Linked DNA regions of Homo sapiens: region 2 is linked to region 1. The links are chromatin contacts, found by Hi-C in ENCODE. All regions are on one chromosome and are shown on one strand. Each heading gives the region's core, a stretch centred on a gene start or an enhancer-like site at or near the end of the contact. The rest is flanking DNA. Distances are from core to core; before and after follow the strand shown. Region 1 overlaps ME3 (malic enzyme 3). Region 2 overlaps ME3 (malic enzyme 3).

The links. Hi-C counts contacts between places; a loop is a spot of excess contacts on that map. Pooled maps may share reads with other maps.
Region 2: a loop to region 1 is called in a pooled map of gastrocnemius medialis, with 6 times the contacts of the local background. The contact joins two enhancer-like sites. A Hi-C loop is called at or near these places in 1 of 50 pooled maps.

The regions. Positions count from the first base shown.
Region 1 is chr11:86,574,836-86,582,634 of GRCh38, forward strand. All of the region lies in intron 2 of ME3 (malic enzyme 3), which reads right to left. Among named protein-coding and RNA genes, the nearest start is that of ME3, 94 kb to the right of the region's middle. Within about 2 kb of position 3,421, at least 26 of the 41 ENCODE cell types and tissues checked have a DNase peak (open chromatin) inside an H3K27ac peak, as active enhancers do.
Region 2 is chr11:86,623,873-86,631,671 of GRCh38, forward strand. The region is part of intron 2 of ME3 (malic enzyme 3); the gene reads right to left. Among named protein-coding and RNA genes, the nearest start is that of ME3, 45 kb to the right of the region's middle. Within about 2 kb of position 4,404, at least 8 of the 41 ENCODE cell types and tissues checked have a DNase peak (open chromatin) inside an H3K27ac peak, as active enhancers do.

The sequences.
Region 1 (7,799 bases), core at 2,171-4,670:
GTAAAACAGCTGCTGAAGAAGTTTTCTTTATAAGCTTCTGAGTTTCAAAGGAGGTACCACTTTAAAAAGCCTTCCATGTGAAGGTATCTGCAAATTCCAAGGATGTTCACTCCATTTTCTGTGAACACTGGCAGCTTGCAACCCTGACAGGTTGTCCAGCCTGGGCAGGGGCCAACTTGTTCTCAGATGCAGCAAGGTGTGGGTGTGGACACAGCCTGCTTTCAGTGTATGGGAAGCAGTCATAGTAAAAAAGGCATCACTCTCTGCCCTTGAAACATATCTCAAGGTCTTCATACAGCTTCTAACATTTTTAAAATGTGCTTCTAATAACTGTTGTGCCAATGCATTAAACAGCCATTGGAGACAAAACCCTTTGGAAAATGTGCTCCAGGGTGAACTCCTCATGCTTGCTGTCACCTCCACCCCACGTAAGCTTCTGGTTCCAAGTTACTAGGATAAATGCGGCAAAGATGTAGAGGGTCCACTTTAGCTAATGTTCTTACCCTCTTGTCACATTACGAAAGGGAGTTATTTCTCTAGACCTTGGTTTTACCTGTCTGGGAAATGGGAATAATATGTACCTCATCTACTTTACAGAGATGTAGGTGATTCAGCAAAGATAATGTGCAAGGAAATGATTTGGAATATAAATATTAAAGTTATTAACAATGATAGGAATAACTAATGTAGCATCATTGGCCCCTTTCTCTGAGATAAGAATAAACTTGGGACTGTTGGCAATCATTTCTGAGAGGACTTGGTTGCCTTTTAGAGGAGACAGAGATGAAGTGGATGACGTGCTCCCCCCCAGGTTGGGTGCAGTGACTCACACTCCCTCAGAGCTTCATGCACGCCTCTACCAGGCTTCAACATATTGCCTTGCAACTATCTATTTGTGAGTCTGTTCTCCCCGAAGACAGGGCCATGACTTGGTCTTATTCATTTTTGCAACCGCAATACAATGCTAGTACATAGGTACTTTATAGCATGTGTTAAATAAATGAACAAATGAATGAAAGTCTGTGAGTCCCACTTTATCAAGAAAGTTGGTGTAGGGGGCCCTTAGTGGTTGATAAAGTGGAGTGTGAAATTGTGAATAAGAGCTGGGCTTTGGAATCAGGCAGTTCTGGGTCTGAAAGTCTGCAACTTCTAGTTTTGTGATGTTGAGCATATCATTCAACTCTTGAACAGAAGTTTGCTCATCGACAAAGCTGGAATAATAATCCCTGCTTCAAATGCTGATTTATGAGGATTATATGTAATAAGATATGCCAAGTCTTCACCACTAAGTACTCAGTGAGTGGTAGGTAGCTAACATCGTTATTTGTTCCTTAAAAACAAAGATGAGGACATGATTAATTCTCTGTGAGAAGCTTAGAGGAAAGTGGTTGGGGGAGGTGGATAACCAAGGCTTTTTGGAGGAGGTGACAGGAGGTAACTAAAGAGAGGAGGCCAAGAGAAGTTGCCACACAGATCTTAATGATAGTAACAGGCACTGCCGCCTCCCCTCTGCCTCAGTGCACTTCAAACCTTTGGAGGCGAGAGGAGGTCAAGGTGGAGAGAGGAACAGTGTCCATCCCCAGCACCCAGCCTCTCCTGTCCATTCTGCTTCTATTCACCCTTCCCTCCTGGGGCTTTCTGCAGCTGAAATCTCAGAGTGGGGCTCAGGAGGACCACTTCTTCCATGTGCTGCCTGCCTGAGCAAGCTCAGGGCAGATCAGCTCTTGCACTGTCCCCTGCAGTACTGACTGACTTGTTGGTCCCATTTCCTTCCTTTATGTGCCCTTCCTGGAGATACTGGTAAGAGCCCCTTCTCTCCTCTCTGGTTTGCTGCACCACCATTGGGTGCTCCTCAATGTGGGCCCAGCCTGAAGTCCTCCCTCAGCTACATTTCTTGCTGTGTGCTTCTTCATTCAGGGCTCACATGTGCTTCTTCCTGGTAGACCAAGAGTCCCAGCCTGGCAGTTGTACCATCAAAAGCACTTGAAAGCATCCCCAGAAACTGGCAGTTATGCTGGGGAATCAGAGAACCTATGTATTTTTAAATTCCCTTAGCTGGCTCTGATTCTATTCAAATTTGGAAACTGCTAGGCTGCATCTTTTCTTTACCTGAATGTTAAGCTCATTATGTTCCAAACCCAATTCTGCCATCTTTCCTTTCAAATAATCAGCCAAGTCCCCTGGATTCCTGTTGTGGTAGAAGCAGGATGGAAAGCTTCTTATCTCATCACTCTTTGGGCAGGATTTCCCCCTCCCCTGTTCCCATTCTAAAGCCTGTTTTCACCTTCAATGGACACAACTGTGCTTTAGGAAACAAGCAAATGACCCAATATCATTTAGAGAAACAAGGTTACTCAGACAGCACTGAGTCCATTTTGACCCAGATCATTGCCAAAGAGATTGCACAGATAGGGGATCAGAAAAGCAAAGCTGAGGAGGGCCTTGGAGTCACATGCACACACCTCCTAGGGTCCTCACAGCACTCTGCTGAATGAGAATGAGAAGACTGCCAACCCCAACCTTAGATTTCTGGAGGTTCAGGCTGCTTTCCTAAACACTGTCTTCCTCCATGGAAGAGTGGAAGTTCTGCAGCCTGTTTATTCATTCACTTGTTCATTCAACAAATGTCGGGGGCCTCTTCTGTTCTGGGTGCCTTGCTAGATGCTAGGGCTGCCACTACTTTCCTCACACAGCTCCTAAAACCTCACTTGGCACAGTGTTGGTATTAAGTTGGTGCCTCCTGCAGCATATTAACCAAAATGAAGAATTTCCCATTCCAGGGGAAGTGAAAGGAATCATAACTTTTTAAAAAATGAGCTCATTTTTATATTCTATGTTATTAACTCAAGTGCTTTATAAAAATAAAATTCATTACACAAGTGTCTATATGCCTTGCCCAATATCTTTGCCAATGATAAATAATATCTTGCATATTTTTACTGCTTCGTTGTTTCTAAAATGCTCTCATATGGCTTACGTCATTTGATCCTAGACAGGCTGGTTTTATTATCCCCATTTATAGGAGGAAATATCTAGGCTTAGATGGGTCAATGACATGTCAAGGGTGTGTGGCTAGTAAATGCCATACAACAACATTTGAGAATAATGGCTATTTCAATTGTTTTGCTATTGAAAGATTAGTTTTTGCGAAGTTGTTGGATAAGAACCAGCGTGGAAGAGATTCCATTTCTTTTCAAGAGAAATTTCATATCTGCTCCTGAAATACTTGGTGACTTTAGGATTTTGTCCATCCCGACCGAACAAGGGAACAGAGGTGGATAGTTGGAAAGATTATGAATCACTCTCTTGGCAAAATTCCCTGTGTTATTCTGAATGTTTCATGACCCTCTCTTCCCAAGAGACTATTATTTAAAATTTAAATAATACTGTTCTTGGCACCCTAATGGCCCTCTGAGTCAGCTGGACTGCAACAAAGTAATAGCAGAGGAAGGTTACAGGCAGGGGAGCAGCAGAGAACAAGGGAAGTAGCCTCTTTCCTCCAGCAACACAACAGCACTTTGATGGACTCAGCTTGGGAGGACTGGGTCAAAAGATGAACTGTGACCAGAAGGAAGAAAACAAACAGACACACTTTGGGAGGGTCTCAGAATAGGCACTGTACATGCATTCCTGGTGCGTGCGAATAAGTGGGCGGGGTGCCAGAACTGGACACGAGACAACCAAGGACAAGCTCATCTGACAGGGCAAGTGTCCAACAGATGGCTGTTAACCTGTTCCAGCCCTAATATGAACCAAATCCTCATTCTCCTGGGCTTCAGTCTCAACTCTGCCACCTTATCAGGTGAACCAGGAAGGAAGTCATTTTGTCCTGAAGAAAGTGGACCATTGTGGTGCACAGGAGATCACAGCGATCAGTCACCCTCTCTGTCTTGACACCAAGAAGCAGGAGTTCCAAAATCCAGAGGCCATTTTGGACTGAATTTGTAACAACTGTTTACACTTCACTGCTTTGTTAGGGTCTACAAAGCAGTTTTATTTGCTATGATAGTAGTTCTGAAACTTTGCTACTCATTAGAACCACTGCCCTATGTGGTAGGCTGTCAAAGTGTCATTCCCATTTTGCAGATAGGAAAGTTGAGGCTGAGAGAGTTCAATGATTTGCCTAAAATCATGGCTCTAGCAAGTTCTAGAAATGAGACTTGAATTTTGAGTTCTATTTCACCTTGTTGGCTCATTAATTCATTCATATTAAATGAATTATTCATTTAACAAGTATGTTTTGAGTACCAGCTCTGTACTAGGCATTAGATATACATTAAGAGACTAAATATATATAGCCCCTGCCTTCACTGAGTTTCAGTCTAATGATCTTTTCATTTGAACCGGTATTCTTTATACCCTTTCATATTTCAGAATTAATTTCAAATTATGTAGGCTGGTTTCGTGCCCAGCAGACTCAATGCTCAGCAGAATAGCACAAGTGGTACATTTACTAGAGCTCAGGTGTGCAGGTCCAAACTTGCCCATGAGAGGCAGTGGGCCACAGAGAAGGGAGATCAGGCCTTGGAGTTGGTGTTCCTGGCTTCAAATAATGTCTCTGCTCCAACTGGCCATGTGATCACAGGGAACTTTCTAAAGTTCTCTCTCTGTTCTCAGTGTCCTCAGTGGGGGACTGAAGATCATAATAGCCAAGCTCCCTGAGTGTCATGTGTCTAGCTACTGGCTGGAACATCTGAGGCTCTCACTAAACACAGCTGTGACCAGGCCATTACCAGATGCTGAGTACTGTGGAGAACAACCGATTCATGAACCTGGTGTTTCTGAGAGGCACAGCAGCCTAGGAATGTCCTTAGAATTTCCTGCCCTGTTTATTCCTCCTCCTTTAATCTCTATCCTCAATCCATTCTATTCATTTTCCTTAATAATTACAGTTTGGGTACCACTTATTTGGAATTTAAGGATAGGTGGTTGATAAATTTTAACTGGTGATAGTGACCTAATGCAGATCTAAAATTAATAGAGAAACTCAAAGGTCAATGGATTCCAAGTTAGAAGTTCAGCTATTGGGAATGCTGTTTGAATGGCATTCCCATTTTTTATTAGACTTATATTAAAAGAAAGTGAAAAGAAAATATGGAACCTTGGAACTTCAAACCTTTTGAGTTTTCCTTCTTTCCAGTGCTTAGCTGATACAATCAACATTGAGTTGTTTTCTTTGTCCCTTTCTGAGATAGAATCTAATTCTTGCACTTATGAATTTGAGAATCTTTAAAAATATTTTCTCATTTCATAAACATGATTAGCTCGAGAATCTATATGTTTAGGGGCTACATGCACCTTGTCAAATTGTTCCTTTCCATTCTTGATTTCCGGAAAGGTCACTGGAATTCCTGCAAGTGTGGCTCTGCTGTTCTAGATTGACATTGTCGACCCTGAAGGAAGCGATGTTGATGTTCACAGAGACCTGCAGAGTGACCTCTCCTCCAAATGCCTCAAAATAAATGATGGCATGCCTGAGACTACATTTAGTGCCATTTGGCTACCAGGCTTTTCTAAAACCTGTATCTTCTGGTAAGTAAAGTTAATATTTAAAGTCTCTTTTTAATTACCAGTAGGTAATAGCTTGTTCTAAATTAATGCTGATTGACTAAATACATGACTGAATGATTGATTGGGTCATCATTGAATAGTATGGAAATTTTAATTTGCTTTTATAGATGAATGCTCAGTTTGTGGGTCTGTATTTTATAACTTAAATTAATAAAGATATTAACACTACTTCAGTCTTAATATCAAATACTCTTGTGGTAGGTATAGAATGAACTAAGGCACTATTTCAGTTTTGTCCTTCTGCCACATCCCTACGAAATAGAAAACCTACCCAAGATTATACAGTTAATAAGTAGCAGAGCTGGAATGTAAACACAGGTCTGTGTGCTGCTGGCCACTGCCATCCATACTGGCCACTGCAGTCCATTTGTGCAAAATAATCATTTTTTTGCACAAATTTTAAGCATTGCATTCTTTGTTGTGATTTTGGACATTTTGCAATCACCTTTGTCAGCCACATTAGAGACAAGGTTTGATCAGTCTACCAAAGTAGGTGTTTCCTGGTCGGCCTTATCCCACAATATCCCAGCTTTTAACCTTGGATACCTTCTCTAGAGGAAAAGGGGGAAGCATACAACAACATTTAAGTGTTCTCTTCCAAAAGGCAGGAATGACAAAGTCTGGGAATTGAAGTGAAATATTCTCCCCAGGGGAATAAAATACAGCAGGGTTTGTCAAATTCAATCCAACTCTGGCCGTGAAATAGTAAGGAGAAACCAACATCTAAAAAAATATATAGATTTCAGTAGAAAATAGCAGGTTGCCTCACATTTAATAAAAGTACTGTTTTGCTAAACTTTTGCTTGTGTGTGTATGTGTGTGTATACACATGCATCCATGTGTAATTGGTATGTATGTGTACTAGCTTGTGGTATAAAGTGTACTTTTAACGATAGGTTGTGATTTAAACATTTTGAGGAATACTGTAGCATAGGATAATGATTATGAGTGATGGATCAGACTGCCAAAGTTTGAATGTCAACTCTGACCCTTACTAGCTGCATGGCCTAGGTATATTTTAACCTTTCAAGTTTCAGTTTTCTCCCCTAGGAAAAAAATAACTCATAATGTGTGTAAAGTGTGCAACAGAGTGCCTGATGCTTAGAAAGGACTCACTAAATTAATGTCAACTATTGCATTTTAAGTGAAGCAGTTTGGGTAAAAAGTTGATGGCAAGCAAGAGCAATGCTTTGCATTATGTCCCCAGAATCATTTTAATTCCAGATGCATACATTCATCTGCTTGCTGGCTATCCCCACATACATGTCTCAGAGGCATGTCAAACACCACATGCCCCAAACCAAGCTCATCTTCCTGCATTCCCTACTCAGCAATGGTACCACCAGCTACCCAGTAACCCAGTAAAAACTGGAGAGTCACCCTGGATTCCTCACCACTCAACCTATATATGCAGTCAAGTCATTAATAAGTTCAGTGATTTTCTATCTCCTGAATAGTTCTAATTTCCTCCTCTGTTATCCATCCTCCTTATAATCCCTGTTCTTTCCAATATTGAAATCACACCTTGTCTGCTATTAAACTAAAATCCTGCAACTCCTGAATTCTAGTCTTCACTCCTACTGTTCTGCCCCTGGAATACACCTTTTAGAACTTCTGCCAGACTGTCATTTTCCAAAAACCAAATCTGATAATTTTCTTGCTAACTTAAAACATCTTTAGCAAAGCCTGCAAGGCTCTTCATAAGCTGTGCATCATTTTTGGCTTTGCCACCAGCCACTCTTCCATGGGTGGCCTTTAATAGAGCAAACTATACCATTCCCAGAAGAAGCAGGCATTTTCATACCTCTTTGTGTGCATGTGGTAGTTCCTCTGTTGGGAATGACCTTCTGTGCCCATCTACTAATCAGTATAGTGGATTAGAGGATGAAGAAGACATTGATTGAAACTTACATTTAAAATTAAAAATTCAGTGTGCATCAGAAGCACCTTAGCTGGTGGGTTAAAATTCAAGTCCTTGGCCCCTACCTGTAAATGTTGATTCCAGGGCTTTTTACCTGCACCCCTGGTGATTATGAGAAACTGCACCAGAAGAAAGATAAAAGTCCTGTACAAATGCTAATCCTTAACACACATTCAGAAGTAGAGGTGACAACCTTGTCCTTGGGAAATATCTCAATAGAAATTCAATTTGGAGCATTTCCTAAGGAGAGTGGATAAGTGCTGACTTATTAGTAAAGATAGGACTTTTTAAATGAGCAGCAATGACA
Region 2 (7,799 bases), core at 3,154-5,653, 50 kb after region 1:
ATGTCTTCTGAAATGTCTGCCCAGATCAAAATCACACCTCCCTGCCTGCCCACACACATATGCCCACTCCCTCTCCAGCAGGCTTGACGTACAACGTGACCCCTTCCCTCTAGCTGCTGACTAAACCAGGAGTATCCACCTAACTCAAGCTGGACCAATCCATTCTTTCTCTTATAGTTTATTTTTGAGACCAGGATTTTATACCTCTTTGAGGTCGGAAGTTTAATATAAACTTTGGGAGCTGTGGGGCAGCCATGTTCCCCACAATGTTGGGAAGTTGAAGCTGGCTTATTGGCCAAAAGAAAGAAGCTGGACGATTCAGAGGGCTTCTCAGCCCCTAGTTCAGTATTCCCCTGAGCCTGCCTGAATTCCACTAACTGGCTCTTGTCAGATACCCCTATAACCTCCTATTCCCTATTTCTCTTAATCTAGATACATTTGTTTTTGTTTAAACCAGCAGAGATTTAGCATTTAGTTTCATTAGCAGTTGCTGTGAAATTTGTGGATTCTCTGACAAATCCCCTCCAAGCCAATAAACAGAATCCAATAAAAACAATATGTTTACCATATAAATATAGGTTTGAGAACACTCCTCTATTCTCCTTATTCCCAATGCCCCACTCAACCAGATTACTGCCCAAGGCCATACCTCATGCAGAGTTTCTGGAGTGGCTACTAATTATAGGAACATCTGAGATAACTGGTCACAGAAAATTGCGTAAGATTGATTTTGTTGCTTTAAAAATAGCCTATGTGGAAAACTTAGCTGATTACATTGAGTGATTCGATTTTATTAGCTGGTTAATAGGTAAACTGAATGAATAAATGTTTGTTAAACATACCATTCTTCGGCTTTTCTCTGTTATTTCCATCTGATTCCTCCAAACTTCTCCTCTGGCATCAGATAGCGGGAGAGAAAGGGCAAGTGGACTGCTCTAAGGACCAGATCACAGAGGGTCTCATGTACCATTGTCAGGACATTGACTTTACTTGGAGAAGAACAGTATTGCAAAAGCCACAGAGAAAAGAGAAAATGTAGCATGTGGAGCCCTGCAAGTATTTGGACTATGTGTAGAGAGATGAGACCAGAGAGGTAGAGAGGAGTTGGCAAATGACATGCTTAGGAGAAAGGACATTGTCCTGAAGTAACAGAATACCATTTAGTCATGTTCAAATTTGCTAGAAGAAACACTTCTGTTTTCAGTACTTTTAATTAAATATTTTTCTTTAGTATTCTCATTATAAAATAACCAATTACTTAAACAGTATATAGAATACAAAATAGAAGTGTTCTTACCCCCATTGCCAAACTCCTCACCAGACAGTAACTATCGTTAACAAAGTATGTCCGAGAAAGCTTGGGTAGAAGATCCAGCACCCTGAGTTTGGTGACCATAGTTACAGAGTACAGGGATTGTTTCCACGCAGCAAGATCTAAGAATGAAGACGCGTAGCTGATCATACATCCTAGATAACTCAAAGACCCCAAGGAACATCAACATTTGTTCAAAATACAGGAACAATGATGAATTTGCAGTGCCTCAATTACATAATCAGGAACCTCCCATATCACCAGCTGGAAAGCACTCGCCTGCCAGCTCATGACTGGGGAGAATATGGGCTCTGGAGTCAAAGAGACCTGGGTTTGAATCCCAGCTCTTACAGGTAACTGTTGGCTAAACCTTTCTGTGACTCAGATTCCTTCTCCATGTATTCAACCATGCAATAAATATTTATCCAGAGCCTTCTAAGTGTCAGACCTTGTGCCAGGCACAGGGGATCAGCAGAAAGAAACCCCGTCACTGCTGTCATGAAGCCAGCCTGATGAGACACACAGACATTGAGTCAGAATTCACAAATTAATGTAAAACTGAAATTAAGAGGCTCTGTAGTATAGTATTAATAGTACAGACCCTGAAACAAGATTGTCTGAGTTCAAGGTCTGGTTCTTCTGCTTTCTAGCTGAGTGTAACTTTGAGTAAGTAGGTATTTCCCTCTCTGTGTCTCTGTATCGTTACCTGTAAAATGGGGATAATATGAGTATATACCTCCACAGGGTTTTTGTGGGATTAAATCTTGAAAACTGCTTAGAATTGTGCTGGTACATAGTGCTATATAAGTATTCATCCATATTTTCACTAATTATAGTAAATGATATGGAGAAAAGATACACAGTGCAATATAGATATGACAGAGGGGACTGACTACATCACGAAGTTCAGAGAAGGCTTCCTGTGCCAGTTATTAAATTATTGTCTCATTTCTCCAAACCTACTCCTCTATTGTCTGTGTTGCAATGTTGGGGCTGGAACCCTGTAAACCACATTGCAAACTGCCTTTATGCTTGGCTCTGCCAAGAGAGTACAATAGTGAGAGAACAAAAGCCTGGAAGAGAAAGAAGAAACTGGCTCCTTTCTGTCTACTTCCTGAGCGATTTCTGTGGCATCCTCTACCTGTGAGTGGCACCCAGGGAATGCTTCTTCACCTGGGCAGCAGCAGTTCCCTCCTGTGGCAACAGCTCAGTGTAGTGAACAGTTTTTCTGCTATTTGTAAAACCAGCCTCATTGCACCCCGTCTCATAGACACCTTCACCAGCCAGTTGGCACCCTCTCCTCAGAAGTCTGGGTCTCAGACCTCTTGGCCTCGTCTCTAATTTTCTGCCTTTTAATAATTCCAACTTTTGTTCCTGTAGACCTAAAGGTGGTAGGTACTTCCTAGAGTTGCTACCCCTGTGATACCTTAGAGCAGAGACTGTCAAACATTTTCTGTAAAGGGCCAGATAGTAAATATTTCAAACTTGGTGGGCCACATAAAAACTTTGTTGCATTTTCTTTCTAACAAGCTTTATAAAGGTAAAAACCATTCTTAGCTCACCAGTCATACAAATAGGCCATGAACTGAATTTGGCACATGGGCCACAGTTTGCCAATCCCAGCTTAGAGTTTTCTTTTTTCTTCTGTCACCTAGCCAACAACTTTGCACTTATTTAATCATTCATTATATTATATCCCCTCTGTTTCAAATAAATGGTGTGGTTTTTGTCTCCTGCCTAGACCCTAACTGGTATATTTTCCTTGGGATCCGAAGGAAGAGTTGGAACTAAGTAGGTAAAGGATGACAGGAGAATTTAGAGGTGGAGAGAGGGAGAAGGGTTTTCCAAAAGAGGAAAGTAGGTGTATAAATGCCCTGCAGTAGAAGGAAACAAGGCTCACTTAAGAACTGCTGTGGTCAGAGCAGACAGAACACAGGCAGTATGGGGCCAGCCCATGCAAGATGTTGGAGACAATGTTAGAGATTTGGTTTTCTATTCTGAAAGCTCTGGAAAGTTGGGTTATAGGCCCCTATTTGTATTTTGAAAATACCTTTATGGGTAAAATAGAGTGTGGCAAGGATTAAATGATCTAACATTTAGAAAACAACTTGTATAAATCTAATAGATGCTTAACAAATCTCAATTTCTCATTTTTATCTCCTTTCTGTACCATGGGTATAAGGACTGTTGCTGGATTTCCGACAAAATTGCAACCAAATTTGCTTGCCCTTTATGGTTTTCAACTTTGGCTTTTCAAAGTTGGCTTTTTCAAATAGTGAAAGTCTTTCTACCCATATGCATACAAATATTAAGTGTATTATTTCTTTATTCTTGTTTTGCCCAAGACTGTGAATATAATTTTTCAATCAGACACACAATAAAATTACCAAGATTCTGAGAATCATGTACACAACCAATTGGCAAGCACAGTCTTGGCAGCTTTTCTGCTGATTTGTGAAGTCTGCCCACTCTCCTTACTCTGAAGGATTCAGTATCAACCTCAAAATCATAACCCTCAGGACCCAGTGAATATCCTTAAGGCTCCTCTGCCAAGGCCATCTCACTAGCAGATTTAATGTCCAGCAGAAGCCTTCATACTTGTACCAAAGAAAAAGCACAGGAAGCTGAATGTGGGGCAAGAGGCCTATGGGCTTGCAAGGAAAGGGTGGCTTCAGTTAACACCACGCATAAGCAATTCCCAGTTTCAGATGAGAAAGCAGAATGGCTTCTGGAATCAATTAAGATGAAAATATCACCCTTTCCAGGATGTCTATGCTTCCAGCTAAAGTCCCCCCACCCTCCATGTCCAGTCACCATGTGTGCGGTACTGTGCTACGCAGCCTGAGAGACAGCAAAGAACAGCAACAGGTCCTGCCCTCTGGTGCAGATGATTCAATGGGGAAGATGGTAGACATCTTTTGGGTGCTGGCATCTCAAACTGAGAGAACTTATAATCTATCTGGAGAGTTAAGATTTAAGTTCATAAAATAATTACATGCCAGTATGTAGGAGTCAATCCTTTGGCTCGCTCTGTGAATAACAGTCAGTGTGGTGTGTGGCTGCCAGCCTTGGCTGAGCTCCCTTGCCTGCCGCCATCTCCAGCCTCCTCCCAATACTTCGGGAGCCACTGGAGCCTGTTCTGGGCCCTGGTCCTGGGGCAGCAGATATTTAAACAGCTCCAGCTTCCCCTTCTAAGATGCTATTTCTGTCTTTCCTAAGCAGTTGTTCTTAGTTTTGGCTGCATATTCGTGTTACTTGGGGAGCTTTTAAAAATTCTGACGCCTAGGCCATAATCTAGACCGATTTGTTCAGAATCTCTGGAGGTGAGACAGTCATTAGTATTTTTTTAAATTTCTCAAATGACTGTAAAGTGCAGTCAAAGCTGAGAATCAGTGTCCTACAGTGGCTCTGTCCTCATAGACTATTTGATACTAAGGTCTATTTTCTGATCTAGACATCAGTCTTACCTGGAAGCCCTTAATGTTTCTGTTCACCTGCCTAGGAACTCAGCTCCTTTCTAGGTAATGGGTTAGGTAACCACGTCAGAAAATGGAAATACAGACTTTAGATTCATGCAGACCGCAGTTGCAACTCCTGCACTGGGTAGGCCTTGACTCAATTATGGGGCCTGTGAGCCTCAGTTTTATAGTCCTCATTACAGAAAAGTCTATGAGGAAGGAGAAACGTTACATGGAGAGAAACGTCTAAATCTAGTATTGACAAGCAAGGGATGGAAAAATCAAAGATAAAGAAAGTGCTGTGCTTGTCATCTGATTCTCCCAAAGCATAGAACCAGTCCGCTCTTCTTCCTCACAGTCTTGCATTAACAATTCCAATTAAACAGGGTCTGCAAAGAGAGGCCTGGGAGCTACATGCGTGCCCCTTGTTCCTGCAAAACCTAACTGGTGATACAGTGAATTCAATGGGTCTGACTGATGGTTTGTCTTTTGGGGAAAGAAAACCCAGGCCTGGAAACTGGAGCCCTGCTATCTTTCTCACCAGGTCATGAGAATGTCTAGCATCTCGAGTTCATGTCCCTGAACTTGTATTCCTTCGTCATAACATTCAGAGCAGCTGGACTATTCCCAGAGGCATGGCTTTGTCTGTGAGGTTTCAAAACACATTTCGAGAGAAAGATGCAGGGCTCGTACTCATTTATTTGTTTTCTTAAAGAAGCCCTTAACTTAAAAAACCCGTTCTTAAAAACAGAGAAACAATCTCTTTTGCTGAAGAAAGGAGGTTAACTAAATGTGTTTTGGTTTAGACCCTCCCCCTCCCCCGTGGGTAAAGGACACATTTCCTCCCACCAGGAACTAGTATACTTATACTGGTTACAACTCCCTTCATCACTTGGAGCCTGAGACACTGTATGAAGATAAAACTACTTGAAGTTTTACTCTCAGAGAAAACATATCAGCCAGTCTACACTGTCCTCCAATATTAAAGTCAGCTCTTACTGTCTTGGGTATCTTCTGTGTCTTGGTGTCCCATTGTTTGTTTCCAGAGTTCAAGAGTAGTCCTGAGGACACAAGCCAGGAGTATTTGAGGCTTTGAGCAAAGCAGCCATTCTTATCTAATGAGGCAGCTTACAGAACTTACCCTGCTAGCTGGGCTTACTACTACCCACCCGCTGCTGCCAGGCACCTCACTAGCAGCTTAGATGGCTGAGAACTTGTGATTGAAATTGGATGTAAATAACAGTCTAAATGTGCACTGTTGAGGTTTAATTCTGCTATACCTGCACCATGACAATGAGGTGGTATGAAGCATGCAGAAGAGGAAACTGAGTCTGAATAATGCCTACACAAGCACTTGTTTCAGAACTCTAGACCTGGAGGAACTTCAGAGGTTCTGCAGTGATTTACTTGCCACCAATAATAGAGATCTACATCCCCTATTGAATAGAGATCATCATCCCCTGATGAACCTTTTGTTGTTTTGATCTATTTTACATACAGTGTATCCCCCCAAAAATGTTCTTTTGAAGAAGAGAGTTCAAGGTCATGCTAATAACATATGAGCTAAAGGTTTGAGTTACCTCTGTTATCAATAAAGGGAAAAAGCAAGCAGCAGAAGCATGGATTTCTGGTCATGAGGCCCTGACTGACAGCGCTTGGTTGAAGTATTTTCCAAATGCAGCTGGACTTGGCAGGCTCCAACTCCAGTGACATATCTGGGGGCCTGAGCTGGACACCTGAGTGGGTTTGGTCTCCAGAGCCTCTCCTGTATCCTTCATGATGTTATGGATTGTGCTGTCTCTGGGTTTCCATGAAACAGAGCACCGGGAATGTGTTCCTGGCCTTTTCTTTGCTGCAGAGTTTAAACAGCCACAAGTGCTTTACACGCAAGCTTCCAAGCCCAAAAGCAACATTATAATTTTAGGTAAAAACCAAACCTCCTGCAGTGTTTGCCTCAAACAAGTCCAAATGCCAAGAGAAATCAAAAGGATGAAGCAGATTTGATCAAATCAGGCCTGTGGCCTGGAGACAACACACTCTTTGGCATCTTCTCGGAATACCAACACCCAGCGTCTCCTCAGAAGCTGTTGTTATTATTGAATGACCATGTTACTAAGTGTGAGTAGAACATTAGAAACCCGAGTCAGGACTTTCAAGGGCTGAGGCCAGTGCCTGTGCAGTGCCACACAGAGTATGCAGGCAGTGGGGAGGCAGTGAAAGTTTGAAAGGGAGCCACAGCTAATCAGGAGCCCCTGAGGAAACCTGGAAAGGAGCAGGGTGAGGGAGGGCAGGTGGTTAGATGGTGTTTGTGGAAGTCTCATTTCCGATGGAGGCGGCAGGGATGGCAGGAAGGACATAAATGGGGGAGGACTAGGATGGGAGGACCAACCGAGTCACAGATGAGCCCAGGTCTGGGGCCTGAGGCCCTGGGAAACAGGAGGTTGGAGGAACTGCTGGATTAGGGGAAGGATGCTATGTACCGAATTGCAGATGTTAGGTTGAACAAAATCCCTCTTAACAAGCAGTTACAAAATAGTGGTCATGGAGCTTGGCCTGAAGAGCTACAGCCAGTGAGTTCCAAAACTTGGACTGAACACAGGGATTTCCAATTCTGAAGCCCAGTGGTCACAGTCCCTGTGCTCTCCTGCCTCCCCCTTCTCTGCACATTAATGTCTTGGTGAGATGTAGCTCATTAGGAGGGATAGAAAAGTTACAGATCTAAGTTGGGATCTTCCAAATCTAAGGTCAGTCCACCTGCAAAACTGCCTGTAACTTATAGGCAGTGACAAGAATGTGAGAGAACTAGTGCCAAACTCATAAGAAAACCGTGGGCAATGAAGGGGTTTAGTGGTTCCCAAATCCAAACGCATATCAGAATCTCCTTGGTGAACTTAAAAAAAAAATTCCTTAGCTCCTTCTCAGACCTAATAGATCAGACTGTCTTGTTTATAAAAATCCTCAGGTAATTCTGATGCATCTGGAACCATGGGCATAATAAAGACAATTTGAGTGAAGCTTTAAAAATAACA